2 separate regions of the Homo sapiens genome follow, and region 2 is linked to region 1. A link is an interaction called in ENCODE POLR2A ChIA-PET data of the cell type or tissue named here. Cell type or tissue: PC-3. All regions are shown on one strand. Links, peaks and the distances in the headings refer to the core of each region. The heading gives the core; the rest is flanking DNA. Region 1 overlaps LINC02160 (long intergenic non-protein coding RNA 2160). Region 2 overlaps SLC45A2 (solute carrier family 45 member 2).

Region 1 (16,641 bases), core at 7,502-12,501:
TCTTATTTTTAATACTATTATAAAAAGGAAAAATAGCATTTCAATTGTATTGTTTCTACTTGCCTACAGTACAAGGAGATTAACTAAAATCTGAAAGTCTCAAGGTTATTTGATAAAACTTGGATTGAGTCCAGATTTACTTCTGATTTTCCAGTCAAACCAAGACTTGTTCTAAAGCCACAATAACAACGAAATTGATGCTTTCATCTCCCAGAAATATGGCTGTGCTGTGATCCATGAATTTTAAATTAGAAGTAAATCTAGGTAAGATATAGCAGTGGGTTGCTTTGTATATATAAATCATAATTACTGAATAAAGAGCCTCATATTTAGGGTGTGCTTCGATATTATTGTTACTATACTTCAGCATCAACCATGTGTCAGAGGCTATTTTAAGTGCTGGAGATACAATAGCAAGCAACATAATCTATAGCTATAAGTCTACTTTTAAAGGGAATTTACTTTTCAAAGTAGTCAGGAAATGAATGCAACTCTTAACCAATAAAGTCTCTTCAAAGAAAACACTCCAAGTGAAATCAAAGACTCTCAGGATTAAGAGTTTACAGATCATGTAGACAATGATTAAGTCAAAGATTTAAGACCTGAAGTTGAAAATTCAGAAGCAATGGTTTATTTTTATCTATATTTTTAATAATTTTTAATGAGATAATTCATAATAATCTTTACTTTTAGTAACCTTGAAAAGCTAAAAAGAGTATCACAATAGTAACAAGATTAACACCTAGCAAAATTAAATAAATATTTGGGGAGTAGAAACATTAGTAAAGCAAGTATTAAACTACTTCTCCAATTAATCCCATTTTATTATTTCATTACCTAGTGAGAAGTTAAAATTTTAAAAGCCCTTTTCCCCAGGAAGCTAAATGTGCCTTGCCATAATGGCATTTAACGTTGTGCTCTGGAACCAAGGTGCCCATGATATCACTCAATAGACAAAACAGAAAATAGAATTTTATAGTTAAAGGTAAAAGGTCAGCTACTTTTATTCACTTTTAAAAAATAAAGTATGACTTATAATCAAGTGCACATATTTAAGAATACAGAATAATGCATTTTGCATATGTATATATTCATGGAAGTGCCACCCAGATGAAGATATAGAACATTATCAGCAGCACTTCAGCAAGCCTTATGGACCCCTCAGATACCTCCCTCTAAATGTAATCAGCATTCCAAAGATCAAGTAGTTTCATAAATTTAGAAAGTTCTAGAGTAAATGCGGAAAGAACAGGTCTCAATATAAGCTTTATAACTAACAAGAGTGTGGTAAACTCCACCTGACCTCTCCCAAAAAAGAAATAAAAGATAAATTGTATCATTTATTATATTATGCTAAGTGCTTACTACACTCTGCTAAGCATAGTGCCAATTAAATCAGACTGATAGGGGAAGACTTTAAAGAAGAGGTGATATCAAAGCTGATTTTGAAGAAAACGTAAGAGCTAAAAGAAGTTAGGAGAGGGTGATGTATGGAAGGGAATAGGAATGAAAGAGGATAACTGAGTATGTAAAAGCATGGAAGAGCAGAACACATTTGGAGAACTTTATTTGTAGGGCTGGAGCAAAGGATTCACGTGGGGTAGTGAGAGATAAGCTGCAGAGGTAAGAAAGAGACCAATCATAAGAGCTGTGGGCATTAAAGTAAAAGTTAAACTTCATCCTAGACATTAATAAGGAATCACAGCTTGAGCCGAGGCAGTCAAGAAGGGAGGTGGCATCATCAGATATATATTTAAGTGTGGAGGATGGATTAGTCCTCTGGAGAAGTTGGAAGACTGAAAGCAAAGGAAAGAGGTGATTGCAGTAATCTGGATGATGGTGGAGGTGATGTTGTGGATCTAACCAGCCAGTGGCAGAAGGCATGAAAACCAGGGAATTAACTAGAAAGATGTTAGTTAGACGTAAAATCTAACTAGGACATACTGAGCCATCAGAAGTGAGAGGCAAGTAATTGCTGGGGTTTCTGGATTTGGCAATGGTGGCACCCTGCCCCCTGAGACAAGGTATACTTTTGACTACATTTGGAGGGACAATCATGAGTTCAATTTTAGACAAGGTGAGTTCCAAATGCCTGTTAGATATCAAATTGAGATGTCTAAAGGCATCTGGATAATAATAGCTAACACTTAGTGAATAGGTACTACATATAAATATATATAGGTAAATATGTGTATATATATGTGTGTGTGTGTGTGTATATATATATATATATATATAGTACCTATTCACTATATAAATATACAGTACATATTCACTAAGTCAATGTGCAGTTCCTTCTAAAGAATCACATTATATAAAACAAGAAGGGATTCAAATTTAGTAAATCTGTACTGGGGCCCATCAAGAGGCATTTTTAGGAACCCCTGTTGGGATTCTAATGTAGAGAGATCACTTTGAGAAAGGTTCCCATGCCTGAGTATCTCTAGAATCAGGATAGGGACACAAAGATTTTTCCAGATTTGCCTACAGCACAAGGCGATTTGCAAAGCCCCTTTGAAAAGTAAGGGTCCGAAATTCATTTACATTTGGCAAAGTGTAATTCTTTCATTCATTCTTTCTTTTTTTTTTTTTTTTTTTTTTTTTTTGAGAGTCTCACTCTGTCTCAGACTCTCCACCCAGGCTGGAGTGCAGTGGCATAATTTCAGCACACAGCATCTTCTGTCTCCTGGGTTCAAGCAATTCTCAGCCTCCTGAGTAGCTGGGACTACAGGTAAGCCCCATCACACCTAGCAAATTTTTGTATTTTTAGTAGAGATGGGGTTTCACCATGTTACCCAGGCTGTTTTTGAACTCCTGACCTCAAGTGATCCGCCTTCCTTGGCCTATCAAAGTGCTGGGATTATAGGCGTGAGCCACCACACCCGGCATAATTCTTTATTTCTAAGAATCAAAGGCTAGTAGGAAAGATGTTTTGGATACTAAACAACTCTTACCCAACTCTAGCTTGATGAGATGTCTAAATGAATATGAAACACACGGATTGAAATATAAGGTCTTTTTAAGTGAGGAGCAAAGCCCTTGGCAAAACTGGATGGCGTTATTTTGATAAAACCCAGGGTACTACAAAAAGTTTGACACACCCGGCCCATAACCGTCTGTCCTGTTTTCTAAAGGGCATGTTTCCCTTCAAACCATGTGGGTGTTACACTAAGAGAATCAAGTGTAGGACAAGAATCTCAATTTGATAGACTGAGAGTTGACCTTTCAAATTTGTTTGGACAGGCATATTTTTCTTTACTGTAGCTTGTGTTCTTTTCCAGGTTCTAAAGGGCAGTCATGAAACTCCAAAAGTTCAGTAAAAGGGATGCAGGGAAATATATATATATATACATACATATATATATATACACACACACATATGTATATATATGCATTATATATATACAGTATATATTCTATATATATTGTGTATATATATTGTGTATATATATAGTAGATATATTGTATATATTGTTACCATGACCATCCTTGTCTGACTAGTCTCAACCCAACTATCACCTCATTTGGAATGCTTCCTAACCCTAAACTATATCTAACCCTATGAGAATGCACTGTTTTTCATATTGCTGTACTTACCAACTTATTTTATAATTAGTATCTATTCTTTTCAGTGTGCCCTATGAGTCTAAGAGCTACCTGAGGACAAGACTAGACCTTATTTAAGGCTTGAATTGTTAAGTCCTCAGAAAAGTGCCTCACAGTGGATTCTCATTAAACTTTCTCAGAAAGAAAGAAAGGAGTGAGTAAGCAAGGGAGGGAGGAAGAAAGGGAAGAAGGAGAAAGTATGTGGAGGGGAGAGGAAAGGCAGAGAAGGGAGAGGAAGAAAAGGAAGAAGGAGAGAGAAAGAAAGGAGGGAGGAGTAGGGGCAGAGAAAGGAGTTGGGAAGGAAGGAGGAAAGGATACAGTTCAAAGTTTGAATCCTAATAATGGGTCTGTTTATATTGTGTTTAAGAAGAAATACATGAACAAAGTTGACTAGGACCCTTCAAATAATATTAAAATTAGATGAAAAACTGATAATGTGGCAACCCCCCCCCACCCCACACACACACACACATTCAACTGGACACAATTCTAAAATATCAGTTCATACCAGTTCACCTAAATGTCCCCCTAAAGAGCAGATTCAAAATTTTGGCCATGTTTCTCATAGACCAATCAGCAAGACTCAAATGACCAGGCCAAATGGATAGCAATCTGATTTGTTACTCTGAAAGGAGACAATCTCGGTTAGTATGGAAATAAACTGGTTTACATACAAATATCTTCTTATAAAGAGCAAAAATTTACAAAGTCATATTTTAGAAGCCATCTAATCTAACTTTTGCTTGTGGCAGATTAGGTAAATGAAGCTCAATGAAGTGTCAGAAGCGGACTATCATCTAAATCAGGGATATCCATATTGGCTTCCCTGGGCCACACTGGAAGAAAAAGAATTGTCTTTGGGATACACACAAAATACACTAACAATAGCTGACGAACTAAAAGAAAAAAAAACGCAAAAAAAAAATCATAATGTTTTAAGAAAGTTTACGAATTTATGTTGGGCTGCATTCAAAGCTGTCCTGAGCCGCATGTGGCCCGTGGGTTGACGATTGCACAAGCTTGATTGAAATGGCAATAAGTTCATAAGGAGAAAAGAATAACACAAAGCTTTAAGGTTAGATAAATTAAAAGATCTAGTTACAAATCAGGAAATTATTATCAGGTCTGCCCACACTAATTAACATTTTGAAATAATCTATAGGCAGAGAATAAGGCTTGTTTTACACAAAACCATAATGGGATGAATTTTATTGGTGGACAAAGCAAAGTTCAAATTGTTTAATTCCTTGTGGCAAGCTTGAGTCTTGGCTATTGCATCCCTACTAAATGTCGGAACAGCAACATGTAAAACTAAGACACGAGCATCAGCTATGTTTGTTTGTGTGTTTGTTTGTTTTGAGATGGAGTCTCGCGCTGTCGCCCAGGCTGGAGTGCAGTGGCACAATCTCAGCTCACTGCAACCTCCGCCTCCCGCGTTCAAGGGATTCTCCTGCCTCAGCCTCCTGAGTAGCTGGGACTACAGGCACATGCCACCATGCCCAGCTAATTTTTTGTATTTTTAGTAGAGCCGGGATTTCACCATGTTGGCCAGGATGGTCTCGATCTCCTAACCTTGTGATCCACCCGCCTCGGCCTCCCAAAGTGCTGGGATTACAGGCATGAGCCACTGCACCCAGCCTAACTATGTTAAAAATCAATAGTAATTTTGTTCTGGAATGCTATTGACAATTTCTGAACAACTATTATCTTCAAAGCATTGCACTAAGCAGTGCATGGGACACAAATACCAACAAGACTTAGACTGTGCTCTCAATAATTTATAATCTGATAGGAAATAAAGTCCCCAGATGCTTACATCTGTGGCACGCAGGATTACATGTAAAAACACATTGGAGGTGGCAGGGCCTATTTAAGTCCATTCCAAATGATAATCTGCTGCTGGTCCCAGGAGGCTGACAAAAAAATACACTGGAATTCTCTCACCCATGAGTCCACAACAGTGTAAAGAAAATTGGGCTTGAAGTTTGAATTCCAGCTCCCCTCCTTCACTAGCTAGATGACCTTGGCGATTTCAGATTAACATTTAATTAACCTGCATCTTTATTTTTATAAAATCAACATAATAATAATGATCTAAGTTAAAACATATGATTCTAGTATGCAGTATAAATATCTAATAATGATGACAATAATAATACCTAATCCTTATTAAGTACTTATTACATGCCTGGTGTTCTACATATTGTAACTCATTTAATCTTCAAAATAACTCTATAACATAGGTAATATTAACTATTAACTCTATAAGTACTGTATTTTATAGATGAGGAAACTAAGACACAGAGCGGTTAAGTAATTTTCCAAAGAGCACATAGCTACGTGTTAGAACTGGAATTCAGATCCAGGGAGACTGACTCTAGAGTCTATGCTTAAAAATGATTGTTGAAAGCATTCAGCAAGATCCCTGTAAGAAAGGAGTTGGCAAACCTTTAATAAGAAAATAACTGTCTTCAGTGCCCTTGAATTGGGACTTTTTGATGTAACACTGAAAACAGAGTGGGAAGACATGACCATCCTCACATCTAAAACAAGATGTGGTTGGGATCAATATTCCAGCCTAGTGAGATGAGGACTCAGTAAAAACCACAGAAAAATAGTTTATTTTAAATCGTATTTTAGAATTAAGCAATATTTTAAAATGTATTTCATAATAAATAAATATCCCAAAGATGATTTCACAATTAAAAAGATAAATATTAAATATTTGAGCCTGCTATATCTTCCCCTGACTTTTAATAAAGGCAAAGACATTTGCTTTGCTTGCAGTTTTTCAATAAACTATTGACAGTATGTATCTATTACAACACAATTTCATTAACTGTGAGATCTAATAATCTCAATAAATTTATCTTGAATATTCTCAGCTTCCTTGTTTTTCTTCAAATGGATAATAATTGATCTTTAATACAGAAACTTGCCCACTGTTCATCAAAATAGAGAAAAGAACAGCTTTATTTATAAATTCAGGGTTGGTATTACAATCCCTCAAACCCATTTAATTAAACAATATGATTTACTAAAGTTTGAGAACTTATGGACAAAACAAACATGTAGGAAATATGCTGTGGTTCCATGGCTTCAAAAGCCCAAAGCAAATGCACCATAACCAATCTGATCATGTCACAGAATTCCCTCATGCTAGAGCTGGGATGAATTCTAAAGATGACTTCATTCCACAGTCCTCCAATCTGCTAGTGTACTGGTATCACCTGGGAATTTCATTTTTAAAACTTTTTCTTTTTAAATTTAAACCTACAGAAAAGCTGAAAACAGTACTTCACCCAGATTCACCGGTTTTTTCGTATTTTGCTAATTTGAGATCTTTCTTGCTTTTCCGCATTTTTGGTATTATCTTTGTTCTCACATCATTTTACTTACTGAATCATTTTAAAGTAAATTACAGATATGATAACCAGATTGGATGCTGTGGTCTGACACCTATATTCCTCTTCCCTCTTTAGGACTGAACTACTAATTTTCCCCATCAGCTGAAGAGTTTTGGCAATGAACAGCTTGCAGCTGAATCCCCTTCTGGAAATTATCCTTGGCTAAAGAGACACACTTTGATGAATGTCATGTACTCTTCCCTGGGGCAGTGTACACCCAGTGACTGGCTGATGCAGTGGTATAAAGGTCTGCTCCACTTGCCCTAAATTCAGGACAACTCCGTAAAGCCATCCCAGCCCCAGAGCTCTCTGTGCCATGAGCTGAGTTCTTTGTTGTGAGAGTATCACAGCTCCCCTTTCTCCCTAATCCTACTTCCTCACTCCCTCACAAGTGTTGAGTCCTTACAAACTTGCTGAGGAACTTAACCTGGGAAAACTCTTAAATAAGTCAGTATAATTAGATTAATTATAGTATTTAAGAATTTTATATAATATAATAAGTATAATAAGAAAATTCAGAAAATTTAACATTGATGCAATATGATAATCAAATTGTCAATACCATATTTTACCAATTGTCCTAATTTGTCCTTCATGGCAATTTTATTTTTTCTAATTCAAGATCCAATCCAGACCATATATTTTATTTAGTTGTCATACTGGTTTAGTCTCTCTTAACTCTAAAAAGTTCCTCAACTTTGCTTTGCTTTGCTTTGCTTTCCCAGACACTGACATTTTCGAAGAACATAGATCAGTTATTTTGTAGGATGCCCCTCAATTTGGGTTTGTCTGATTGCTTCTTTAGGATTAGATTTAGAGTTTGGTTTTCATAATTCATCAACTGGTCATACAACTTTTTCTAATTTTTAAGGTTATACAGCTAATTCTAAAATATCTAAAAATTTCCATCATCTTTATTTGAATTACTTGGCATATGATAGGCAATCTGCTCCACTGTAACCATTTATGTTAAAGCTATGTCTTTGGATTATAATGTAATCCTTTTGGGGACACCTTAAAATAATAATTAGGTATCCAAATTTAAGGTTCTGTCACAACTACAAGGTGTTTAACTGAGGCAAGTAACTGGGTGAATAGTTATCTTCTCTGATGACTAAGTCCACTCATATAGACGTTAAGAACTATTAATGTATCACACTCCACTTCGTTGTGTAAAATTGACAAATTTCTTTTGACACTAATCACAAGATGCATCATGAATTCAGAAATATTGAAGTGTGAAGGTAATATCCATTTTATGATTGAATCATGTGCTAAATACTGCATGCATCTTATTTAATACTGCATCTCATTTAACATTCACAGCAACTTTATAAGATTGCTATTAAAAATATTCCTATTTTATGGATGAGAAAACTCAGGCTCAGGGAGGGTAAGTAACTTTTATAAGATCACATAGTGAGTAAACAGCATAGTCAATATTCAAACACAGATCTTCTATTTATTTTATACCACATATGCAATTTCTTTTCCCAGTGTAGGCTTTCCCTAATATGAGTTTTATAATTCAGATTCCACACTCTCATTTAAAAATTCTGGGGTATCTACACTACTGTATGCTCCCAAATTCCTTAAGTACCAACTAGAGCTCTGAAACTACGTTAAACATTTTGAAGAACAGAAAAAAATCTGATAGAAGCATATCAACTTTCAAGAAATGTGCAACCTTAAATAATTTACAAATGTGAATGAGCAAAAAATACAAATCACCATTAAAGTACTAAATTGTACAGGGCTGTCCTACAGAAGTGCAGAGAAAAAAAATGACCTTTAGCCAGAATAATCATTGAAGTCTATACGAAAAATTGTCGTTCCAAACAATTTTCAGTAATTTGCAGCCAGTTAGTAAATGACTTTGTTAATGAGGACAACTGACAATAATAGTAAGAAACCAATAGTTCCCTTGCAAGGAAAGGGTCAAATCTATTGAACTAAAGTTGTCACAGGTTGAGTTCCTTGGCAAATTTATAAGGACCCAACACTTATGAGGGAGTGAGGAAGTAGGACTAGGTAGAGAGGGGAGCTGTGATACTCTCATAACAAAGAACTCAGCTCATGGCACAGCGAGTTCTGGGGCTGGGATGGCTTTACGGAATTGTCCTGAATTTGCAGCAAGTGGAACAGACCTTTATAGCACTGCATCAGCCAGTCACTGGGTGTGATTGTCACTTTAGGGAAACTGGGTATCTGGAGAGAAAAAGCCAAACATTTAGACTTTATTATCATCTGAATTCCCCATCCTCCTAATTCATATGCTGAAGTTCTAACCCCTAGTACCTCAGAATATGACCATATTTGAAAATAGGGCCTTTAAAGAGGTAATTAAGTTAAAATGAGGTTATTAGAGTAGACCCTAAGCACGGGGTCCTTACAAGAAGAGGAAATTTGGACACAGATTTGTGCAGAGGGACTTGCACAGATGGAAGACCATGTGAAAACACTGGGAGAAGAATGTCATCTACAAGCCAAGGAGAGAGGGCTGGAACGTATCTTTCCCTCAATGTCCAAAACAGGAACCAACCCTGCCTACACCTTGATCTCAGCCTTCTAGCCTTCAGCACTGTGAGATGATACCTTCTTTCATTTAAGCCACCCAGTCTATGGTACTTCGTTATGGCAGCCTTAGCAAACTAATACGGATTCCTCATCAGGTTCAGATTTTGCTAAATAAAATGTGTTTGTGAGGGTGGTACAAGCAACAGTGATATATTTCTTTAAGTATTTTCCCCCAGCCAAATTCCAACAAGACAATAATGTCTAATGCACTGTCTGGTGAATCGGAAAATCTCCTGAATGAAATAAGAGCCTCTAATACCCAAAAGGGAATGAAGTGAGTCATCACCACAGCCTGTGAATGAAAATAACTGCTCTGAGAAAACACATGTAAAAAATGACACCATGTGGATTAAATAGGGAAACACAAGTATATCCAGATAAATTGGGTGTTTTCCCTGTACCAATTACAGCTATTCTATAAATCCCAGATTATAAATCTTCATTCTTGCCTTTCTCTTGATCCTTCTCAGCTAGTTTGTCATGAAATATTATTTCTTTCTTTCTTATGTCTTTATATGGTAATCCGGTTCGACCATAAAAACAAAAATCTTGGAAGCACTATTCTTTTGTTTGAAGAAAAGATTTGGCCCAACTAAGGTTCTGTTATTTCAAGTAATATTTGATCACAAATTCTATCAAAACATCAGCTGACCCAATCTCATGCCCTCGAATCCACCCATTTTGCTACCAGTTAGTTTTTAGAATGTAGCTCTGATTGGTCCCTTTCCATGTTTAAAGACTACCATTAGTCACCCACCAGCTATTGACTGAAGCCCAAAGTCCTTGATCTGGCAGAACCTTCACAGCCTAGAATCAGTTCTGCATTTTCAGACTGTAGTCATCCTCCACCCCACCACCATATACTCTGCTTGCTAATAGGTGGCTATGCTTCATTCTCCAGACACTGTTCCATAGCATGTACGTATGACACTATCATTGCACATTATGTTTATGATAGGTAATATGTCTGACTTTATCATCATATTATACTCACCTTGGAGTCTAAGACCTGGTCTTCCACTTTCTTCAGTATCACCAGTGGCAGTGGCACAGGAGTAGTAACATTCAATCATTTTTCACCTTCTCAGAGAGGCCTTCACTTAATTCCTTAGCTAGGATAATAATTCTCTCTCCCCACACCTTGTCCTGCTTTATTTTTCTTCTTGGCACTATCAACATCAGACATATGACATATATTTTCAGGGTCACGTATTTTATAATCTCTCTCTTCCCACTTGAAAATAAATTCCAAAAAGTCAGGACTTTGGCCCATTCACTGTTCTATCCTCAGTGCCTAGATATGTGGCATACAAGAGACACTCAATAAATATTTTCTGAATAAGTGAATTCATTCAGCAAATATTTATTGGCAGTTTACTATGTGCCATGAAATATTATAGAAACCAGCAATCCAGCAGTGAACCAACAAAGGCCTTTCTCTCGTGGAACTCAATACTCTCTGGAAGAAGGCAAAAGCAAAAATAAGAAAACAAAAATCTCATTTTATATAACTTCAGATAGTGCTAGTAGGTATGCAATTACTATTTCTGTAATTGAATAGAACTTACACTGATTCAGGATTCACAAATATTTTGTGAATAACTTAATTTTTTTCAGGTATTACCAAAAGTAATATATGAATTAATTTATTTTTGGAACTAAAGTCAATACAAGAATAAACTGTAAAAGAAAGCATCATAACATAATACCCCTGTAGCAATAAAAATAATGTATTTTAAAAGATAGAATTTTCAAATGTGTTACATAAAACAAGACAAAATAAAGTTTCATTAGAAGCATAGCACAGGGACACTTTTATGAAGCATATAACATCAGAAGCAGTAGAAAGCAGCTTTGACTAAGTCTTTTGATATGACACATATAAAGGGATAAAACTGGGGAGAATTTTTGTTTGTAAAATATATTAGCACTGCTTAATAAGAATAATCGTCGATTTATATAGTACTCGGAAATCCATTAATGCAAGTGATATTACAGATTGGCATACATCTTACTATCTTCAAAAAAAATCCAAACTTTGCCACAGCATTATTTGGTACCTGATATGTCAAGCCCTATATCTGTTGTCATTCTGAACTGGAAATCTAGTCTTTTATGTGGCCAAAGATATTTAGTGGTATTTTAGGATTTTAAAAAAATACTGAGCCCTAGTTATAATAGAAAAAATTCTATAACATGACTTATTAACTTGAAGTCCTCCACTTCTGATTAGCCTGGTCCAGAGGTAAAGGAGTACGAAGAGCCACCTAAAAAGCATAGTGTTTGGGAATGTGGATTGGTGACTCATATTTGGACTTCATTAATAAGAGAGGTTGGGTTCCCTAGGGAGAAAGGACTGTTATCAAAAGCTACTAGAGGCTAGAGAGTCAGAGAATCTCTTTAATAAAATATGAAAGGTGAGGAAATATAAGTAACTCTATAATCTAAATGTAACGTGGCATAAACACTTAATTCTGAACTTGTATAACTGAAATATATAGCATCTGTAAAGACCATGTTTCCAAAATTTTGTATAAGTTTCATAGAATAATGTTGAATTGATATTATTATTTTTAGCATACTAAATTTTAAGCTGGTTAATGCCAAATTCCAAGATTTTTACATTTTAATTTTATTCCTAAAGGAAAGGAAAAAGAAGAAATTCTTGAAACTTCAATAATTAATATTATTTCTACTACTTCCTTCAAATTTTGTCACAATAAAAAAATCACAGAAGCAGGAAAACAATTTTTAAAAGCAGCTCAAGGCAATTAATCATTTGAAATACAACTACTTCAAGGAAAGTCAGGACAAACCAAAATCCATCTTGGCTCATGAAAAAACAAAACCTTATTGTTTGCAAATGTCTTGAGAGACCTCTTGAGAGATCTTTATTTTTTTCTATGAGAGTACAAATAATAAATAAATATTTTTAAATGAAAATGGGTAAAAGTTTTGAGAATTTGTATTTAATACTTAGTATACCACCTTGATGTAACTACCATTTATTTATTTGTTTCCCCTCTCCCTGATTCATTTCTGTTGAGACAGATCAAAACTTCTCGAAGTTGACTAGTTTCACATGGAAGCTAGAAGACCAAATACAGGACTATACCCATAAAGAAGAGTCACCTGGCATGAGAAGGTGAAACTCATGATTACTCTACAAGTCTTCAACATGTAGTTACCTTCCATTATTTATTAATATTATTCCCACCAAAAGAGAACTCTGATCCAGTTATTCAGTGTGCCGTACTGGCTTGGAAACATTCAATACTCCCCATCACCACTACAAGCACTACAGAGATCCAAAGATTCTCACCCCTTCCAACATCCTTAACCAAAAGACATATTCAGAAACAGGAAATAACAAAAGTTTCATACTCTCTCTTTTTTATTGAGACCTCTGAAGACCTCCCACCCACCCTCACAAACACTCACACACCCATGACTAGAATTACAGTTGTTATTTCAATGGGAAGAAATGACGCGGGGCAGGAAATGAGAATCTGTTAGATGAGAAGAGCAGTCTTCTCATCCTAATATTTGAGACATTCCTCTTTCATTTTCCTATGACTCATGCTTCTTTCTTTCTGGCATCTTGTTGGAGGAGGAGGAGGAGGTGGGCAAACCCAGTGTTTTGACCAAAAAAAAAAAAATCTTAATACCAAAAGCAATAGAAAATTCCAAGAAATGTATGGAGAAAACAAGGGCTATTGGTCTAAAAATCTATAGTTAGTACAAACTGACACTGGGTAACTGGGTAGCTTCAAGTAGTCTCAGTTAACAGAATTCATGTTTGTATTGTAAAAAGGAAAGATCTAGAAAATCTGATTTAAACTAAACAATAAACTTCAAAAATAAAAGCAAATTTGTCTGTTTCTGAGATAGGGTTTTGGAGAATGATGTTCTAACATTTGTTTGTAATGGAAAAATAAGAACTAACTAGATTTGTAAATATGCGCTGACCTGACAAAAAACTCTAATGAATGGCTTATAACAGACATGGAAAGTTATGGTTGAGAAAATTTTTTTCAAAAAGAACATAACAGGGAGCAGAGAACGAAATTTAATTTTGGAAGAGTAAAATTTGCCATTTGGAGATCATTCACTCATTCAACAAGTATTTAATGAGTTCCTACCATGTACCAGACACAAACTAGGTCTTGGTTTTATGGTGGTGGGGAAAAAAAATGTCATGATCTTTACTCTTTGGCACTAATTTTTTAATACTGAAGAATAAATTTGAATGAGTATCCTTGGGGCTGTGGTGTATTAGTCCATTTTTACACTGCTAATAAAAAATCCTAGAAGAAAACCTAGGCAATACCATTCAGGACATAGGCATGGGCAAGGACTTCATGTCTAAAACACCAAAAGCAATGGCAACAAAAGCCAAAATTGACAAATGGGATCTAACTAAACTAAAGAGCTTCTGCACAGCAAAAGAAACTACCATCAGAGTGAACAGGCAAACTACAGAATGGGAGAAAATTTTCACAACCTACTCATCTGACAAAGGGCTGATATCCAGAATCTACAATGAACTCAAACAAATTTACAAGAAAAATACAAACAACCCCATCAAAAAGTGGGCGAAGGGCATGAACAGACACTTCTCAAAAGAAGACATTTATGCAGCCAAAAAACACATGAAAAAATGCTCATCATCACTGGCCATCAGAGAAATGCAAATCAAAACCACAATGAGATAGATACCATCTCACACCAGTTAGAATGGCGATCATTAAAAAGTCAGGAAACAACAGGTCCTGGAGAGGATGTGGAGAAATAGGAACACTTTTACACTGTTGGTGGGACTGTAAACTAGTTCAACCATTGAGGAAGTCAGTGTGGAGATTCCTCAGGGATCTAGAACTAGAAATACCATTTGACTCAGTCATCCCATTACTGGGTATATACCCAAAGGACTATAAATCATGCTGCTATAAAGACACATGCACACGTATGTTTATTGCGGCATTATTCACAATAGCAAAGACTTGGAACCAACCTAAATGTCCAACAATGATAGACTGGATTAAGAAAATGTGGCACATACTATGAAGAAAATGTGGCACATATTAAGAAAATGTGGAATACTATGCAGCCATAAAAAATCATGAGTTCATGTCCGTTGTAGGGACGTGGATGAAACTGGAAATCATCATTCTCAGTAAACTATCGCAAGGACAAAAACCAAACACCGCATGTTCTCACTCATAGGTGGGAATTGAACAATGAGAACACATGGACACAGGAAGGGGAACATCACACTCCGGGGACTGTTGTGGGGTGGGGGGAGGGGGAATGGATAGCATTAGGAGATATACCTAATGCTAAATGATGAGTTAATGGGTGCAGTACACCAACATAGCACATGTATACATACGTAACAAACCTGCACATTGTGCACGTGTACCCTAAAACTTAAAGTATAATAATAATAAAATTAAATTAAAAAAAAGAGACATATCCAAGACTGGGCAATTTACAAAAGAAAGCGGTTTAATGGGACTTACAGTTCCACGTGGCTGGGGAAGTCTCACAATCATGGTAGAAGGCAAGGAGGAGCAAGTCACGTCTTACATGGATGGCATCAGGCAAAGCAAGAGCTTGTGCAGGGAAACTCTCATTTTTTAAATTGGATTATGAGGAAGTCTTCTATGAGAATAATATAAACTAAAGCCTAAAAGAGAGAAAGAGAGAGTGAGGAGAAGAGAGTTTTAGGCCAAAACAAACAAACAAACAAACAAACACAAACCAACCTTCAAAAAACTAAAATAGGTATGGCTAAATAGTGAGAGAAAGTTTTTAGGAAGTTGGAGAAGCAGGCTATTGTAATAGACATGTATTGTCTTGTGTATTATGGGAAAGCATTTGAAATCCTAGAGGGGTTTTTAAAAGTCAGAGATTTAAGATTTTACAAAGATCTCTTCAAATGCTGAATGGAGAAACAACTGAATAAAGGACAAGAGTGGAAACAGAGAGAACAGATAAAGAAAAGATACAATGAGATTGTAGCTTAGCTAGTAGAAGGACAGTTAAGTTGGAGAGAAGTGAATTGACTCAAATATATTTTGGAAATTGAACAGATGACATTTCTGACAGACTGGATATTAAAGATAAGAGAAAGGGATATATCAAGAACCATTCATAGGCTTTGGCAAGAATATATAAATTGGTGGGAATTCTATTTACTGATGACAGAAAGGTGCAAGGAACAGCAGATTTGAATGGGAAATAGAATGTTTAATATTAAACATGTAAAGTTTGAGATACCTGGAAGTAATTTTAGGGGGAATGTTAAGTAAGCATTTGTTTGTTGGGTCTAGAGTTCTAAAGGGAGGAATGTGTTGAAGAGATTAAGCTACAGAGTCTTTGACATACAATTAGTAGTTAAATCCTTGGTAATGGTTGACATCACCAAGGTTAATACTCCACTGGTATGCACCAGTACAGCCAAAATGGTCCTTGACCTTTCTATACCCAGTTAGTAAATAGATCAGACTCTAAGTATGGGTTTGATAGCAGATTAGATACATTTGAAGAAAGTGTTAGTGAAATAGAAAATAAGTCAGAAGAAAATATCCAGAATAAAAAAAAAAGCAGAAAGACAAAAAGATAGGAAATATAAAAGATAGGATAGGAGATTTAGAGGATATAGTGAGTAGGTCTAACATAGGCTTAATTGGAGCCCTAAACAGAGAAGAGAGAATTGGGATAGTATTATCTGAAAGGATAATGATTGAGGAATTTCTGCGACTGATGCAAGGCATCAATCCACAGGTTGAAAAAGAGCTCCAAACCCCAACTAGGATTAAAAAGATACACAATTTAAACATCATAGAAAAACTGCAGAAAATAAAAGACAAATAAGAAATATTAAAACCAATCTGAGAAAAAGAGGCAGATTACTTTAGGAATAAAAATCAGACTGACAGCTTGCTTCTCAAAAGAAACAATGAGAACCAAAAGTTAATGGAAGGATATTGTTCATGTGCTTAACAAAAATAATTGGCAAACTAGAAAGCTATACCTCCCCAAATAA
Region 2 (16,641 bases), core at 6,863-11,862, 710 kb after region 1:
AAGTGTCCCCTGTTCACTGCATCCACGTCAACATCTATTTTTTTTATTATGGACATTCATCTGACATATATATATATATATATATCATAGTTTTTTTATTCACTTGTTGATTGATGGGCATTTAGGTTGGTTCCACGTTTTTGCAATTGCGAATTGTGCTGCTGTAAACGTGTGTGCAGGTATCTTTTATATATATGATGGAATACTACTCAGCCATAAAAGGAATGAATTAATGGCATTTGCAGTGACCTAGATGAGATTGAAGAATATTATTCTAAGTGAAGTAACTCAGGAATGGAAAACCAAACATTGTATGTTCTAACTCATAAGTGGGAGCTAAGCTATGAGGATGCAAAGGCATAAGAATGACACAACAGACGTTGGGGACTCAGGGGGTAAGTGTGGAAAGGGGATGAGGGGAAAAAGACTACAAATTGGGTGCAGTGTGTACTGCTCAGGTGATGGGTGCACCAAAGTCTCACAAATCACCACTAAAGAACTTACTCATGTAACCAAACACCACCTGTTCCCCAATAGCCTATGGAAATACATTTTTTTTAAAAAAAGGGCATTAGTAGAAAAACTGGTGAAATTCAAATAAGTCTGCTGTTTACCTAACAGTATTGAAGCAGTGTTAATTTCTTAATTTTAACAAATGTACATGGTTCTCTATGATGTTAACATAAGAGAAAAGCTGGTGAAGCATACATAGGAACTCTCTCTACTATCTGCAACTTTTTTGTAAATCTAATTAAACTTTGATTAAGAAAGCAAAATAACACATAGGCACACTTTTCTAGGTGACAACTCCATGGGGTAGAACAAGGGCTGTGGTGTTCACTAGTCTTCTGATGCTCAGCACTGGGTCTGGCAGGTGTAATTAATAGCTATTGAATGAATAAAAGAATGCACAAGTGAATGAACCAAGCACACAGTGCAACTCATTCCAAGACATCTTATTATTCACCCAAATAAACCCTCCTGGGTACCTCTTTATTCCCTGTAGTCAGCAGCTGGATTAATATCAAAAACAAAAAACCAACCAAAAAAAGCTAACATCAAGGAGTCCTTTGCCCCACTAGTTTTGATGGACCTCCATCATCCACCTAATAAAATTTTAGTTCCTATGCTGGCATTCAAAAGCTTCCAAAATGTGTCTCCAATTTGCTTTCCTAACTTTATTTCTAAAGTTACAAACTCTGTGATCTATGGTACCACTTATACTTTCTACAAATATGCTTCATGCTTTAAAAAAAATTTTTTATGTCTGTGGCTTTGCTGATGCTCTTCTGTCAGAAGTACTTTTCCCCCAAAATCTCTATTCAAATCCTAACTATCATTCAAGGCACAACTCAGGGGCGATCTCTTCCATAACGCTTTTCTCCATTTATTTAGGCACAATCCTTCCCTCTTTAAAACTAAAAGCAATTGCTATTTTGCCATTTGTGGCCACCTTGGAAATGTGCCGTTTGGGTCACCTACCAGAGAAAACACAGTTGATCGACAGCGCTGAATGCTGCCTCTCTGGATCCACTGTTCCTGTTCCTGCCAAGGAACTCTGTTCCTGTACCTGTTCCTGCCAAAGTTACCCCTTTCCTGGCTGTTCCCAGATAGTGACTAACAAGACGGGGGGTATTAGTGTTAGCCTGTTCCTACAAGAGTTGGGACTCCTCTAAGGAGCAACTTTGGCTGGAGGACTCCCATTTGGCCTGAGTGAAGCTTTCTTGAAACTTCACTGCATCTGAGAGGCTTCCTACCCTATCCTCTTTCCTTTCCTTTCTCCTTTCACAGGTGTTTGACTTGCATCAACATAAGAAGACTTTCCCTTCCTATTTCTGCTTTCTCCACTTTATCTTTCATGCTGTTTTCTCCAATGAATCTCTTACATGTCAAATCCTATCTTGGTGCCTTTTTAAAAGATCTGAACTGATACATTGTTTTATAGCATTTACCATGTTCTATCATGGATTATGAGTCATGGTATAAATGGCATATGCCACGTGTTAGGCTGCAAATTCCTGGGCATAGAGACTGGACATTTGTCAGTTTTATGGTCCCCAAATATCTAGTACAGTGCTTTGCACATACTCAGTACCCCAAGCTGTTTGTTAAATGAATAATGATTATAATGTATTGATATATTTATGTGAAGTTTGAAAAAGTGTCTTTGTATGCTTTATCTTAGTTGAACATCCTAATAATCCTAGAAAATAGACTGGCCAAGCCAACAAAAGAAGTTGACCTCACAGGAAGGTGAGATTCACTGAGCTTGTCTGAAAGTTGTTGGAGTCCAGATTTGTGTTCCCTGTTTGTGCTTAAGGCACTCTAGTGTTCTGCCAGGGTCAAAATAACAAGGCCTAAACCCAACAGCTTATTATGTGGTTGCAAACACTCTAAGTAACTTTACCTGAATTAGCCCCTGCAACCTGCACGAAACCCTTGTAGGTAGATGGAATTATTTTATCATTTAACACAAATGTAAATGCCCAAAGTCATGCAATCCAGAGGTGGTACAGCCAGGATTTAAGCACTGTGCTCTTAATCTTTAGGTTACCCTATAGCAAGTAGCTATTTGTGATTCACTGAATGAATAACACAAGTCAGCAGCTAGAGGAACCAAGATTTGAACTTAAGTCTTCTACAACATTTTGTCAATCAAGAAATCCTCTGTTCTATATCCCTGAGGTTTTGGCATTCAATTTTAGCTTGAAGGAAAATGCAATTATTTCATCAGTGTTGTCCAACAGAACGTTCTACAATGATGGGAATGTCTTACATCTGCACGTCCTATATTTTAGCTAGAAGCCCTATGGGGCCTTTGAGCATTTGAAATGTAGCTAATGCAACTGAAGAAATGAAGTTCTAATTTTATTTTTATTTTAATTTAAATAGCCCCACGGGATTATTAGCTACTATATTGCTCAGCTTAATTCTAGTCTCTTCTCTGATCATTTCATCTGAACATGGTCTCATTTCTCTGGCAGTTAGTTGAGTTTTATTTCAAATTTTAAGCTGATGAATTCACTGTGCAGTTCGCTGAAAATGAACGAAAATATCCAATCAACTCATGACAGGCAAATTCGATATGCCCAACTCAGTCACCAACCCAAGGATGCTACCATTTGGAGGAAAAAATTTCTAATTTATGATCCTAATCTAAGGGGATATTTCTTCTGGCCTAAGGATGATTTTAGGCTTCTCTTGTTGCCTAACCTTTCTCAACTGGCTTCATCTTCCCTGGTTGGATGCTACCTGAGAGGAGTAAGAGACAGGAGGACCAGAGGAAAATGCAGACATTTTTCTTTGAGATATAAAATTTTAATTCCAAGGGATGATAGCTACGGGGGATTTGGGAATTCAGTTAGACCCCATGAAACTCTTCTCGTCAAACAGACAAAACAAACAATTAAAAAAACAACAACAACAACAAAGAGCAAGAATATTTTCCCTTGTAAAGAAAAAATGTTGCATCTTTACCTGTTCAGCATGATTTTTGTTTTTTGCTCCCTGCATTGCCAGCTCTGGATTTACGTAACCATTTTTAACTTTCTCGATAGAACCATACTCGTACATTCCATCTGATGACAATGGAGGGTCCTGAGGGGTTTGCTGTGGGGGAATGCCCTTTGCAACCTCTGTAAGTGGGGCTTCAGAGATACTGCACAGATGAACAGTAAAACACAAAGTGAGCACCAATGCAGAGAAGAAGAACATGACCTGGAATTCTGTACCCAACAGTCTTCCCAGCTCCAGATGGGCCCAGTCTATAGCACCCAAAAGGTAACCCAGGGCACCTCCAAAACCTGGAAAGCAAGAAAAGCTATGTTAGCATATTTAGCAAATTATCGTTCATTTTCCTCATGCATAGACACTCCCCTTCAGTGGGAAAACTCCCTGAAGACAGCAGAGGCAACCTGGATATAATTGGAAAAGCAATACAGCAAGAGGCTGAAAAACACACAGCCAGGCAATGTGGGTTCAAGTTTTGGCTCTAGCATTTACTTGCTGTGATCTTGGGCTTCCTCACCCAGAATATGGAGGTAATAGTAAAAGAGTAACCTACTAGTAGGGTCATGATTTGAAAATAGAAAGTGTTCAGGATGGGGCCAGACACATAGCAAGGGCTTACTAAGTATTGCTACCATCAGAGATACTGTGACCTTTCCAAAGTGCATTCTCTAGACTGCTTTTGAACTTAAATTTCTGACCAGAAAAAGCCCCAAAGAAAACCAATTTCTGGCAGCAATAAAATTAAATGACTTGCAGTTTCTTATTATTAAGCTTCCTGGGATGACGTAAGCTTGCAAAGATGAAACACCCTCAAAAGCTGTCTTTCTTCCTCTATTAGAAGCTCAAGGTACTTGTTCCCAGTTGATAGCTGGGAACAGGAAATAATGAGAACAAAAGTTTAAACATGAATTTTTAAAAATCCTATTATCGTTTCCCAGGACTCCAACCTGAGGTCTTTTTGGTGCTTGTTTTATCTTCTCAGGCTTAAACATTGTGTCACTTGAGGGATACTGAGGAAAGGCTCCTCAAAATCTATTCAATCCTAATTATCTGATATTTAAAATCCCATTATTAGTTATTCCTTTTTTGAGTTTCTGTTTTAAAATACACGTGTTCCTGGTATGGGCAAGAAATTACTCAGCACCAAAGTAGTAACTGTTCCTCAGATGTTCCTTCTGGTGCAGACATCAGTGACTTCTGATAAAGGTGGGGAGATAGCATGGTTGGGGAGGGGGCAGTGGACATATTATGGGATGTCGAGGGAATTAAAGAGTTGAGTGCTGGACACATCCACTACATATGTCACAAACTTATGTAGGACTGATCCTCCTGTCAAAATTCTTTAAACGTCAAACTCCCATCATGCCTACCAACCACAACTTATCTAGCTGAACAGATCAGCTTTCATTTTTGTTTTTGATTTTTTTTGTGTGTGTGTATGAGTGAAGTCTCTATTTTATTTCTCAGATAAGGACAATATCTTCACAAGCTAGAGAATCAAGGAAGAAAATAGAACTAAAGGAGTTCCTCTCTAACCCTAAACATCTAAAGTTACATAAACTCTGACCTCAAGAACACAAACCTGAATGTCAAGTACCATGAATCCTAATTTATTCAAATTAGTGAGAGAGTAGACAATTTTGGTCACTTCATATTCTGGTTAGTTGCAATTTAACATAGAGCCTATTTAAGGAGGACCAACAATCTAATCATTGGATTCCAAAAATAAAGCATCATTAGCATGTCCTGAATGCTGAAGTGTTTTAAGGCAGAATTACAAGAAACTGTGGCCAATGGGGCACAGTGAAGTAAGACATATAGTCTCTGGAAGCAAGAAATTTATGGCCTAGTTATATGTGATGAGCATATACATAAACAGATAAAGGACAGATGATGGTGAAGTGCCCAGGATTTGAGAGAAAGAGAAGGTCCTGAAACAGCCACACTCTACGACTGATTCAGAAGAATGTTCTGGGATTTGTAGTGCCTCTGGTTATTATTAGACAATGACTATTCAATTGTAGAGAGGCAGAAGGTATCAGAAGTCATGCGTCAAGCCAAGCAATCAACCAATAAGAATGTATTAAGTCTGCTCCCCAACCCATTACGACAACCAAAAATGTCTCTAGATATTGCCAAATATCTCTGAGGGAAGGAGGTTGAAAAGTGGCCCCTAGTTTAGAACCCCTGACCTAAGTCAACCCTATGACAGACACATTCCTTTTTCGAAACTATCATTTGTAAACAGATCAAGGGTTTTCACATTGCCATTCAATTTCTTATCACTTATGCCTCTATCTTTCAAATTTTTGTTCAACTGAGCATTACTCATTGCCTCAGTTGGAAGAATATAGAGCAGAAGACCCCTGCTCATTTGAAAGAATTGATATGTGAAATAAATCCTCCACTGTGCAATGGAATGGTAGTTTTATTTTATGGAAAAAATATAAGGATATGCATATAATGATGGATTTGTATTAGAGACTAATTTGGAAAATGGAGTCCTACAATTGGGGAGTTTCCTGATGCAGTTGCATGTCTACTGGTTTACTTTAGTTCAATAAACATGTATCGAACACTAAATATATGTAAATGACTCTACAAACTTCTGGGGATATAAACATAAAAAAGACACAGTTTCCCATTTTTTTCCCCAGAAGGTGGTTTCAAGTGGGAGAAGCACATAATGGGAGAAGCTACTTTCTTTTTTTTTTTTTTTTTTTTTTTTGAGACGGAGTCTCGCTCTGTCGCCCAGGCCGGACTGCGGACTGCAGTGGCGCAATCTCGGCTCACTGCAAGCTCCGCTTCCCGGGTTCACGCCATTCTCCTGCCTCAGCCTCCCAAGTAGCTGGGACTACAGGCGCCCGCCACCGGAGAAGCTACTTTCAAAACAGTAATAAATGATAAGCTAGAACTCAGAGCTGGGTACTCAGAGTACAGAGGAGTTTCAAAGAGTCATTATTGGTGCTAGTTAATAGTAACAAGGTGATGTCGATTATTAGTAAATCTGACAGGATTTCTCTTCATTAGCAATGAAAGTTATAAGAGTTCAATATATCAATGAATTCAAAAATTTTGGATGTAAAAGGAGATTTGAAGAGTTAGATCAGAAAGCTATGAGCTTTAGTGACTCTGTGATGGAAGACCACACAGAGGGAAGAAGAGATTTGGAATCGTGCCTGATTTCCATTCCTATCTTTGTGCTTTCTAGTCACATGCTCTTGGGCACTTCTCTGAGAAACAAGGGTGGTGCTGCCTCCTCATCTGAATTTAGTGAGGATTAATGCAAATAATCCACGTCAAGCCCCAGCACATACCATGGCAGAACCAGACCCAAAACTGAGCTCCCTGCTGACTTCCTATAGTAACCCTAATTCCAAAGCCTCCCCTAGAAGCAGAAGATAGCTACTGCACTGAACTGGCTGAAGGCAGCCTGCCTGGAACTTGCTGAAAGGATTTAGTCATTTTAGGCCCAGTGATTAGAACTAATGGATTATTCTGAGGGCTGAGACCTGGGCTTACCCCTGACCCTATTGTGGCATGTAGCAAGTATCAAGAAAGTAAAATATATCTCAAACTTGGAAAGTGTAAAAATTGCAACTGCTTGACTTTTAAAATATTCCTCTAGAGCAGCCTTCTTAAACTTTAATGTGCACGCAAATCATGTGGGCACCTTGTTAAAATGCAAGTTCTGATTCTGAAGGTCTAAGGTGGAGCCTGAGATTCTGCATTTCTTTCAAGCTCACCACTGACACCAATGCTGCTGGGCCAAGCATCACTCTTTTGAGTGGCCAGGTGACAGCAGTTTCTAACTAACTTCCTTTCTTGAGAAATGGTACTTTGTTGTCACAGGATATTTGACCCACAATTCATAACTGATAAAGCACAGTGATTTGCAGTCCTGTAAAATTAAGGTAGTTTGCAGATATGAATAGGGTTTTTGTTGCCTGGTAGGGAAATTACTCCAAAAGTATTACAGAGGGGTTATACTTTTATAACCCCTTGTCTTGTAGAAGGTTAACCAGGTTCATATTTAGTCTAGCATTTTTTATTTTGCTAGACACACACACACACACACACACACACACACACACACACACACACACATTTCCTGCAAGAACCTGGGGGAAACTCTTCTTATATCTTCCCCATTGGTTCCTTTATTAATGTGTTAATTTAAAACCTTGACATAATCTATAACTTAGAGAATTATTAGCACTCTCTTATCTTAGGGAAGGGGGTAAAAAAAAAAAAAGGGAAGAACTGTCTTATTTGTCCCAAAGCTACTGTTTTGAAGTAGTTGTAGCTGCAAGTTAGAATAGTACAACACGACATGCCAGGAAAGCAAAGTGGGCCACTGGGGGAATTATCCTAACAGAATATTAAGACACTGGAAAAAAATATTTAAACTTTATCTATTTGCTGCCTCAGATATGATGAGGGCCAGTAGAGGGCTGCAGGAATTCATTAAAGGCCTTTCTTTTGCTTCTTCTTCTTAAGCCAAGGGTTTTATCTTCAAAGACAATCTCCCCAACAAAACCTAATTGCGCTATGATAAAGGCTGATAGTTTTACCATTTTACCACCTCCCACACCTACATCCAGACTGTATTTACCTCTGCTGCCAAAATCAGCCTCTGTGAGGCCACTGGAATCAATCACCAGGCTATTGGGCAAGCCATAAGCCAGAGCATTCGGAGGACATCTGCTGCCACATTAGATAACAAGCTTTTACAAAGAAGGGCCAGAAGTGGTCCAGCTGGCCCCTTCCTCACCAAGCCAGGCTGTGTTGTCAAACTCAGCAGAATAAATGGCTTTAGAAGACAGATGTCATATTTCATAACTAATGATGCAACTTGAACAGTGGCCCATACTGGAAGAAGTCCAAATATATAGAAATATGTAAAAAATTGTCTTTAGTCCACAACTATGACAGGTAAAATGGGAAATTGGTAAACTGTCAGTACCAAGGAATCTAAAGGATGAAAGGAAACTCAAGAGAGTCCATCTAAATCAAACTCTGCACCTACCATCTGCCTGTAATTGCCTGCAGGCATCAGGTGTGTGGCTTGGCAAGCTCAGCACCAGGGCTGACACAGCTCAAGTCATGAGAGCTAGCTATGTGCTGTTTGCTACTTTACCTCTGAAGGAGGACAGACTAAAGAACTCCCATCTTCCCATGGGGTTCATGAGAAAGTCGTTCTGATTCTTTTCTACATGTTGAAAAAAATAGCAATGAAAGTGTCAGATTAGGTGCATGCTTCCTACTTATTCCCACCAGGTACATACTAAATCCTGGACAGTTAACATAAGTACCAGCTACTCTCTCTCTCTCTCTCTCTCTGTGTGTGTGTGTGTGTGTGTGTGTGTGTGTGGTGTCCTTGACCCATTTGTTTATCAATAGAAATTGTTAGAGCACCTATCTTCACCAGGAACTGTGCTAAACACTTGAGATACATCAATGAGCAAGACAGACATGACCTCTGCCCTCTTGGAGGCTGAGTACAGAAAAAGCAGTCAAAATGATACATGTGTTGTGTTCCCAATGAAAAGAAAAAAAAAATTTTAAATTAAAATAAAAAAAAAATGATACATATGCTCTGGTCAAAGACCAGCTTGACCAGACAAGCTGATCTGATATTTCTTTAGGTTTACAAAGCAACTTTTCTCTTCAAAGATGCTGAGATAATATATTTAAAATATTGCTCACTGTTTCCATCCACCTACCTCTAATCCTGGCATCCCTTTCTCTCATTGGGCCCTTCTTTCACATTTAAGCTGGGCCAGGATGCCTCGTTGCTTTGAGGACAGTATGTAACAGTAGAGAGCAGAGAAATAAGAATGGTTTGTCTTGCTTCAGAGTTCCGAAAGCCCTTAGGCTGCGAAGGCATCGAGAGTAGATTCATTAGAAAATGTGCTTTAAGAACCAGGCTTCCCAGGCTAGACAGAGCATTCATGATGGGTGCACACATATTGGTAAATCCCTTAGGCGGCGATGGTCTTGCTGCCTGCTTGATGGGCCTAGCTAGAGTTGGAGGGTGGGAAGAGAGGAGCAGAGCCTCCCCTGGAAGGCTTGAGGGATCCAAGAGCAAGAAGATAGGTGCCTCATTTCCTGGTCAGACCCCATGGAGGCAGTAAGAATCCCAGGAAGAAAAGGCTGTGCAGGAGGTCAGGCATTAATTGGCCTCGTTCTGGAGCCATTTATGGCTGTCTTGAGCTTTCTTAAAGTTTACAGAACTAATATTTCCAGTTCTAAGTTGTAATGGCTCAGCACACCGTGAAGCGTTTTGCAAAATGCTTTAACTCCTCCTAGTGGTGACCAGGGAGCACAGGGCACAAATGCTAGAATGAAAAAGCTGCAGACTAGAAGTCATCAGCTGAGTTAGACAGCCCCTGTGAGCCACTGCAAACCTTCTCGGTCCCCACCTGCCTCCCTTGCTCCAGCAGCTGCTGCAGTGACCAAATCTAAGCCAGCTCCGGCCAGCTTTGCACTGGACAGGTGCATCTGGATGGTGCCTAAACTGAGGGAAGACAGAAACAGCTGGGGTTCAGGGCTTACAAAACCCATGGTACCACCCTTAGTCAGTCAGTACAGACTGGATTAATCTTCCCTCATTCATCCCCTACATGGAGAGTTCTTTGGTGCCCTTCCTAAGCCTCCTCAGAGCCAGCTCTGTAATGCTTATTGTTTGGCCTGTTCCTGTCCACCATTTCCTTACTCTTGCTCTCTAGAATCCCTTCCCAAATAAACTATCTGTATACAAACCTCTGGGGTTCAACTTTTAGAGGAATCCAGACTAACTCATGAACCACATCTTTGGTTAGCTGGTTGGCTGACTGGCTTGTTGGTTGGTTGGTTGGTTGGTTGGTTGGTTTTACCCCTAGTCTACCACTAACCAGCTGTGTGACCTTGGGTTAGCCACTTTACCTCTCAACAACACAGCTTAATCATTAATAAAATTAAGATGTTAAAACTGAATATCCATCTCACCAATATTTTTTGAGCACCTTCCATATTCCAAGCACTATTCAAGATAGTGGTGGTCAATGAACAGGAAACACAATGTTCTTGTACTTGAGGAGTTTATGTGATGGTTAGAGAGACAGACAATAAACAATAAACAAATAGCACTTCTCATCATGGTGGACCCTAGAGATAAGATATTTCAGGACTACAGCAAGAAGCTGCCAGAGTGCATGGAGATGGGCACCATCTTAAGGAGCTAAGGGAACAATTCAAAGAATTTACCAAACCGTATGAAAAGTCTGAAAATGATCTGAAGGCCCTAAAAAGTGTTGGGCAGATTGTGAGTAACATGCTTAAACAATTAACTGAAGAAAAATTCATTGTTAAAGCTGCAGATGGACCAAGATGTGTTGGGAGTTGTCGTCGACAGCTTCACAAAAGTAGCTGAAGCCAGGAACAAGAGTTGCTTTGGATAGGGCTACACTAACTATCATGAGATATTTACCAAGAGAGGTGGAGCCACTGATTTATAACATGTCTCATGAGGATCCTGGGATGTTTCTTATTCTGAGATTGGAGGGCTATCAGAATAGATGTGGGAATTGAGGGGTTACCACTTACAAACCCAGTTATTCCAACTTGTAGGAATAATACCTCCAAAAGGCTGTTTGTTATGTGGACCACCATAAACAGGAAAAACACTCTTGGCACACAAGCTATTGCTGGCCAGCTGGACTGCAACTTTTTTCCTTTTTTTTTGTTTTTTGGAGACAGGGTCTCACTCTATTGTCCAGGCTGGAGTGCAGTACTGTGGTCTTGGCTCACTGCAACCTCCATCTCCCAGGCTCAGGTGATCCTTCCACCTCAGCCTCCGGAGTGGCTCAGACCACAGGTGTGCACCACCATGCCCAACTAATTTTTAATTAGTTAATTAATTATTTTTTATTTTTTATTTTGAGACGGAGTCTCATCTGTTGCCCAGGATGGAGTGCAGTGGCGTGATCTTGGTTCACTGTAACCTCCACCTTCTGGGTTCAAGCGATTCTCCTGCCTCAGCCTTCTGAGTAGCTGGGATTACAGGCATGCACCCCCATGCCTGGCTAATTTTTGTGTTTTTAGTACAGACGAGATTTCACCACATTGGCCAGGCTGGTCTCGAACTCCCGACCTCAGGTAATCCACCCACCTTGGCCTCCCAAAGTACTGGGATTACAGGTGAGAGCTACCACACCCAGTTACCCAGCTAATTTTTGTATCTTCTGTAGAGATGGGGTTTCACCATGGTGCCCAGGTCCACCTGCCTTGGCCTCCCACAGTGTTGGGATTACAGGTGTGAGCCACCACACCTGGCCAGGACTGCAATTTCTTAAAGGTTGTATCTAGTTCTATTGTAGACAAGCACATTGGTGAAAGGGCTCATTGGATCAGAGAAATGTTTAATTATGCCAGGGACCATCCACCATGCATCATTTTTATGGATGAATTAGATGCTATTGATGGTTGTTGGTTTTCCAAGGGTACTTCAGCTGACAGAGAGATTCAGAGAACTTTAATGGAGTTACTGAATCAAATGGATGGATTTGATACTCTGCGCAGAGTTAAAATACAACAGACCAAATACACGGGATCTTGCTTTGCTGCATCCAGGAAGATTAGATAGAAAAAAATACATATTGATTTGCCAAATGAACGAGCAAGATTAGACACGTTGAAAATCCATGCAAGTCCCCTTACAAAGTATGGTGAAATTAATTATGGAGTAATTGTGAAGTTTGCAGATGACTTTAATGGAGGAGACCTGAGAAATGCTTGTACTGAAGGAGGTATGTTTGCAATTCATGCTGATCATGGTTTTGCAAAGCAGGAAGGCATCATGAAAGGTTAGAAAGTGGCTGATTCTAAGACGCTAGAGCTTAAATTGAACTATAAACCTGTGTAATTTACTTTTTGATGGCTATATAAAAGACATTGGCTTAATGTGAAAGTGAAGTTAAAGAAAATACTATACGTATTGCCAATGATCTCATTAAAAGTGTATGAATAAAAATATGAGTAACATCATACAAATTAGTATAATAATTCAGTAATCCAACTTTTAGGACTGATATGGAAGTATGTATGTTTGCTAATATCGCATTTATTGCAGCAGAAGTTACAAGAGAAGAATGTGTTGAAACTTTTCGTATTTGCTAGGTGAGCATTTTGTAAAACATTGAAAATGGTTTGAGGTAGTAGGATAAGAAAGCATTTTTGTGACTTATTTTATATCATTTGTTTCCCTCATTCTAAAAAGTTGAATAAAATCTGTTTGATTCAGACCTACAGAAATAAATAAATGAAAAAATAATACAGTGTCAAGTAATGATGGGTACCTCTGTGATGGGAGTCAGGGCTGGGGGTGTGTGTTTGCGATCAGAGTAACAAAGCAAGGAGGCCAAAAGCCAACTGCCAATTGGTACCTGGGAAAGCACTTTCGAGCAGAGGAAACAGGGAGGACAAAGTCCCCCAGATTCCCACTTCTCTAATCTGACTTGGAGATTCTTTGAGAGTTGTGTTGATCCCATTTGAATGGAAAAGAGATGGCAATTTGGAGACTTAATCACCCTAAATTGCATAAATCACCCTTTTTATCCACAAGCTGAAATCCCTGTATCCTTGGTTTCTGCCCTGGCCATATCCTTTCCAAGCTGCCTGAATGAGGAGATGTGAAAGTCTACCATGGGTGGAACTTCAAAGGTTTTGTTTGATGAAACAAAACCACTCATCTAAAGATGAAAAAGAGAAAAGGTTAAAACAGTCTCAAACATGAAGTGACTCCTTTCCTCTGTGTAAAAGGTTTAGTCAAAGAGTCTCTTGTTTCAATTTCGTTTTTAAGACTCTTTTCTTAGCCCTTAATTATTTGCTATTTAGAGCATTTGTTGCATGTTCGCATTTTTTGTGCATACTTTGAAGTATTAAAAGACAAAAGTTAAAAGAAGTTGATATCTGACAAGTTACCCATTCTTCTTCCAAGGATGTAATGGGGCAAGTTTCTCACTGAGTCATTACAAATAAAATGTTTGCAGGCGTAGTGAGGATAGCGGAAATCAAGTAAATATAAACATTTGGCGTTTCATCTCTTTGGGTTAGATGAAATCCTTTAGATGGTTCATTGTGCTGTGCCTGTGACCCTTGCAAGGTGGTTATTAACTAACATGGTGCAGAGATTTGCAAGCCTGTGAAGGAATGAAGAAAGCTCAGAAATGCTGAGGCTACTCTGCAGTGAATAGGAGGAACCAGGAGCTGAACAGGGCTGGCCTTTCCTGTCATGCCTGATCCCAGCCTCCCGCCAAGCAAGAAAGCCCACTGCTAAGAACAGCAAAGTCTTGGGTTCAAGTAGCAGAAATACGCTTGGTTAGACTCCCTGGGCACAAAAGGATTTCCAGTCTTCCCTGGTGAGTACCACTCTGTTAGCTCACTCGGTTCCACAGCCTCAGGTGCACCCAGGAGTGAAGGATCTGTGTGGTGAGAAGATGCGGGTGGACCCACCAAACCTACCATGGCTACCACATATGCCAGGGATGGAGGAGGATAGAGTTGCCTTTAAATATGAAAGATAGAAGCTAGAGGAATTAAATGTCTCCCTAGGAGCCAGTACAGTCTTTTCTCTAGAAAATCCCAAAAAAATGTCAGAAATATGCTGGGAAATATTTTGGTAATGAACCCTTGGATGCTTATTTATGAAGCATTTGGAAATGCTGGAACAGAACCACAGCAGTGAAACAAAAAAAAAAAAAGAATTTCAGTTTACTGGGATGATTGGATTCCTTGGGTGAATAATATTTTGCTGTTGATGAAAAATCAAAATGGGCCCTGACACTGAACATGCCTCTGCCGGAAAACGTTTGCTTCAAGTGGAATGCTGTAGTTATCTCTTTGTCAAGGGCATGTAAATTCAAAAAGTTTGGCATGTATGCAAAGACAGGGCAGAGGGACAAGGCCCTGCTTGTTATTTTCACTCATCTTTTAATGCAGTTTTTCATTCAGAGTGAGGATACCACAGTGGGATCACATATCCCACATTTAACTCACCAGAATTCAACTATTCACACTTTGAACACAGGGAGAAAGAGAGAGATTGCAAGAAAGACAAGAGTAACATTTTAAATAGTATGGGTAATTCTATTAATTTCAGGAGTAAACATTAAAGGAGAGACAAATCTGCATATATATATGTGCAGGTTTGTACACACAAAACAAAGCATATTGTATTTTATGAGTAATCTGAGAGATATTTACGAATAATGTCGATTGTCATTGTCACTGAGTTGGGGACTTTAGAATCTAAGCCTTAAACAAAGTGAGAGACTCCACTGCACTGTCCTAAAAGAGGAAGATGTTTTAAGTTGTTTTTCTAGTTGGGGAAAGAAATTGCTCTGAGCCATCCACACAACCTCTGCTGCTTCCATATGAGCAAAGACATGCACGGGAGACAGTCGGCTGAGGTTCGGGGTTCAGTGCTGGTCATGAGACAAAGTAATTAAATGAGCATATTTGTCTAATTGATGCAATTTGTCGTGTCATTTAAAACCATGAATTATAAACAGGGTTATGTAACCCTCGGGTCTCCTTTTACACAACTAACATGTTTAAGTGCCTGCTAACAGCAAGGCAATGAATTAGAAGCCATGGGGAATTTGCAGGTAAACCCTCATGGGAGAGTTTACGAATCTTGCAGGAGGGGTAGATAAATACCTTGTAAATTACAATACAGGGGAGAGAGTGAACAAATGTGCAGATCAGGTAAAATTGCGAGCAGGCATGTATATCACTCCAAAATATAATTATCCTTTAATTATTTACTCATATATGGGACTTTAAAAGCTCTAATTCATTTTCTTATAATAGTCTTGGTCTTTAATTATTCTTATTAAGCTAACATTCAACTGTGTTTGCATTTTATGTGATAGCTACCAGCTTTGTCTATTCAATTGTAATTGCTCCTTCCTTTTTGCTAATAAAACCCCAATGTGGTTTAGGGAGATACATGACCAACTCCCAGCAAAACCCTCACTTTTCAACCTCCTTAGGCCACTGAATGCTCACATAACCCAATTCTGCCTAATGAGAAACAAGCAGAGCTCTGGGAGAGGGGAGGTTTCTAGGGCAGATTTGCTTTCTTCATTTAAAGAGTGAATGTAGGCTCTTTCCCCATTCCCCCTTCCTTCTCCCTGACCCTCCTCTCCCCTCCTCTTGTCTTGAAACAAACAAGAGCTATGGACCCGTAGCAATTGTCTTGCATCCAGGAGGCAATACATCCTTAAAGCTGCCAAGGAAACATTAAATTGTTGGCTCTGACATCTAGCAGCTCACTGAAAGCCAGCAGACACGTACTCCCAGACTTTTTGTTACATAAGAAAAATAAACATCTGCCTTGAAGCCACTGTTTTGTGGGCGTTAGTGACTTGCAAACAACCCCTTCCTAATCACTCTATTCCCTAAGCATATACCAAGTGCTGATAGGGAAGGGGCCGAGAACACGGGGAAGGGCTGAAGGAAATCAACCTGGATTTTTGGGTGGCAGTACCAGTCCCCCAAAAAGATCATTAAAGTGCATATAACATTGTCTCTCATTCACACATCCCTTATCCTCTCACTCATTCACACGTATGTTACCTCTGGACAGCCCCCTTCCCTCAAGAAGTTTATGGTGTAATGAGTATGATTAGAAATGTATTCAAATAACTAACATGGAAGGTGGAAAATGGCAAAGGCCAAGAAAGAGACATAAGAAAGTAGCCCTTTAGGGCTGGACTGTTTATCTAAGCTGGGAGGTGGTAAAATGTTTTCCTCAGGGTGTGAGCCAACTTTCCCTTTGCCACCAACTGCCCCTCCCTCCAAGGATGGGGTGGAGGTTGGAGGGGTGAGGGGGGTGGGGGAGATTTTTTTCCCCTCCCTGCAGGACAGGGGTGGAGGGATTTTAGAAGATCTTAAAGGGAGCATTCTGCATGAGAACCTGAGAACAGCTAGATTGGAACACAATACTCCAGTTCCATAACTGCTCTTATGAACACAAAAAGACCTTTTGTGTTTTTCTTGTTTATTTGAAAATTCTAGAATATCTTCATTATGCAAAGAAGGAAAACAAAAGGGATTGGGGAGGAGGGAAGAGAGAGAAAAGCATGT

Evidence for each region. ChIA-PET counts read pairs that join two places held together with the same protein. Peaks named below come from ENCODE experiments on the same cell type or tissue, not always from the same donor. Only the 100,000 strongest peaks of a DNase experiment are listed, where the experiment ranks them.
Region 2: POLR2A ChIA-PET joins it to region 1 with 5 read pairs; 1 of 35 experiments calls an interaction of 5 or more read pairs at or near these places.

Annotation. Positions count from the first base shown.
Region 1 is chr5:33,248,388-33,265,028 of GRCh38, forward strand. LINC02160 (long intergenic non-protein coding RNA 2160) reads left to right here. Exons shown (of 4, transcript NR_147008.1): 3 at 155-264; 4 at 7,089-7,166. LOC124900637 (a long non-coding RNA gene) reads right to left here. Exons shown (of 2, transcript XR_007058725.1): 2 at 15,081-15,279. Among named protein-coding and RNA genes, the nearest start is that of LINC02160, 27 kb to the left of the region's middle. In PC-3, for the core only: a CTCF peak has its summit at 9,928; a DNase peak (open chromatin) is centred at 9,864; H3K27ac peaks cover 1,024 bases.
Region 2 is chr5:33,960,214-33,976,854 of GRCh38, forward strand. SLC45A2 (solute carrier family 45 member 2) reads right to left here. Exons shown (of 7, transcript NM_016180.5): 3 at 3,478-3,803. It also overlaps the pseudogene PSMC6P3. Among named protein-coding and RNA genes, the nearest start is that of SLC45A2, 16 kb to the right of the region's middle. In PC-3, for the core only: a CTCF peak has its summit at 9,831 (motif pointing left); a DNase peak (open chromatin) is centred at 9,808.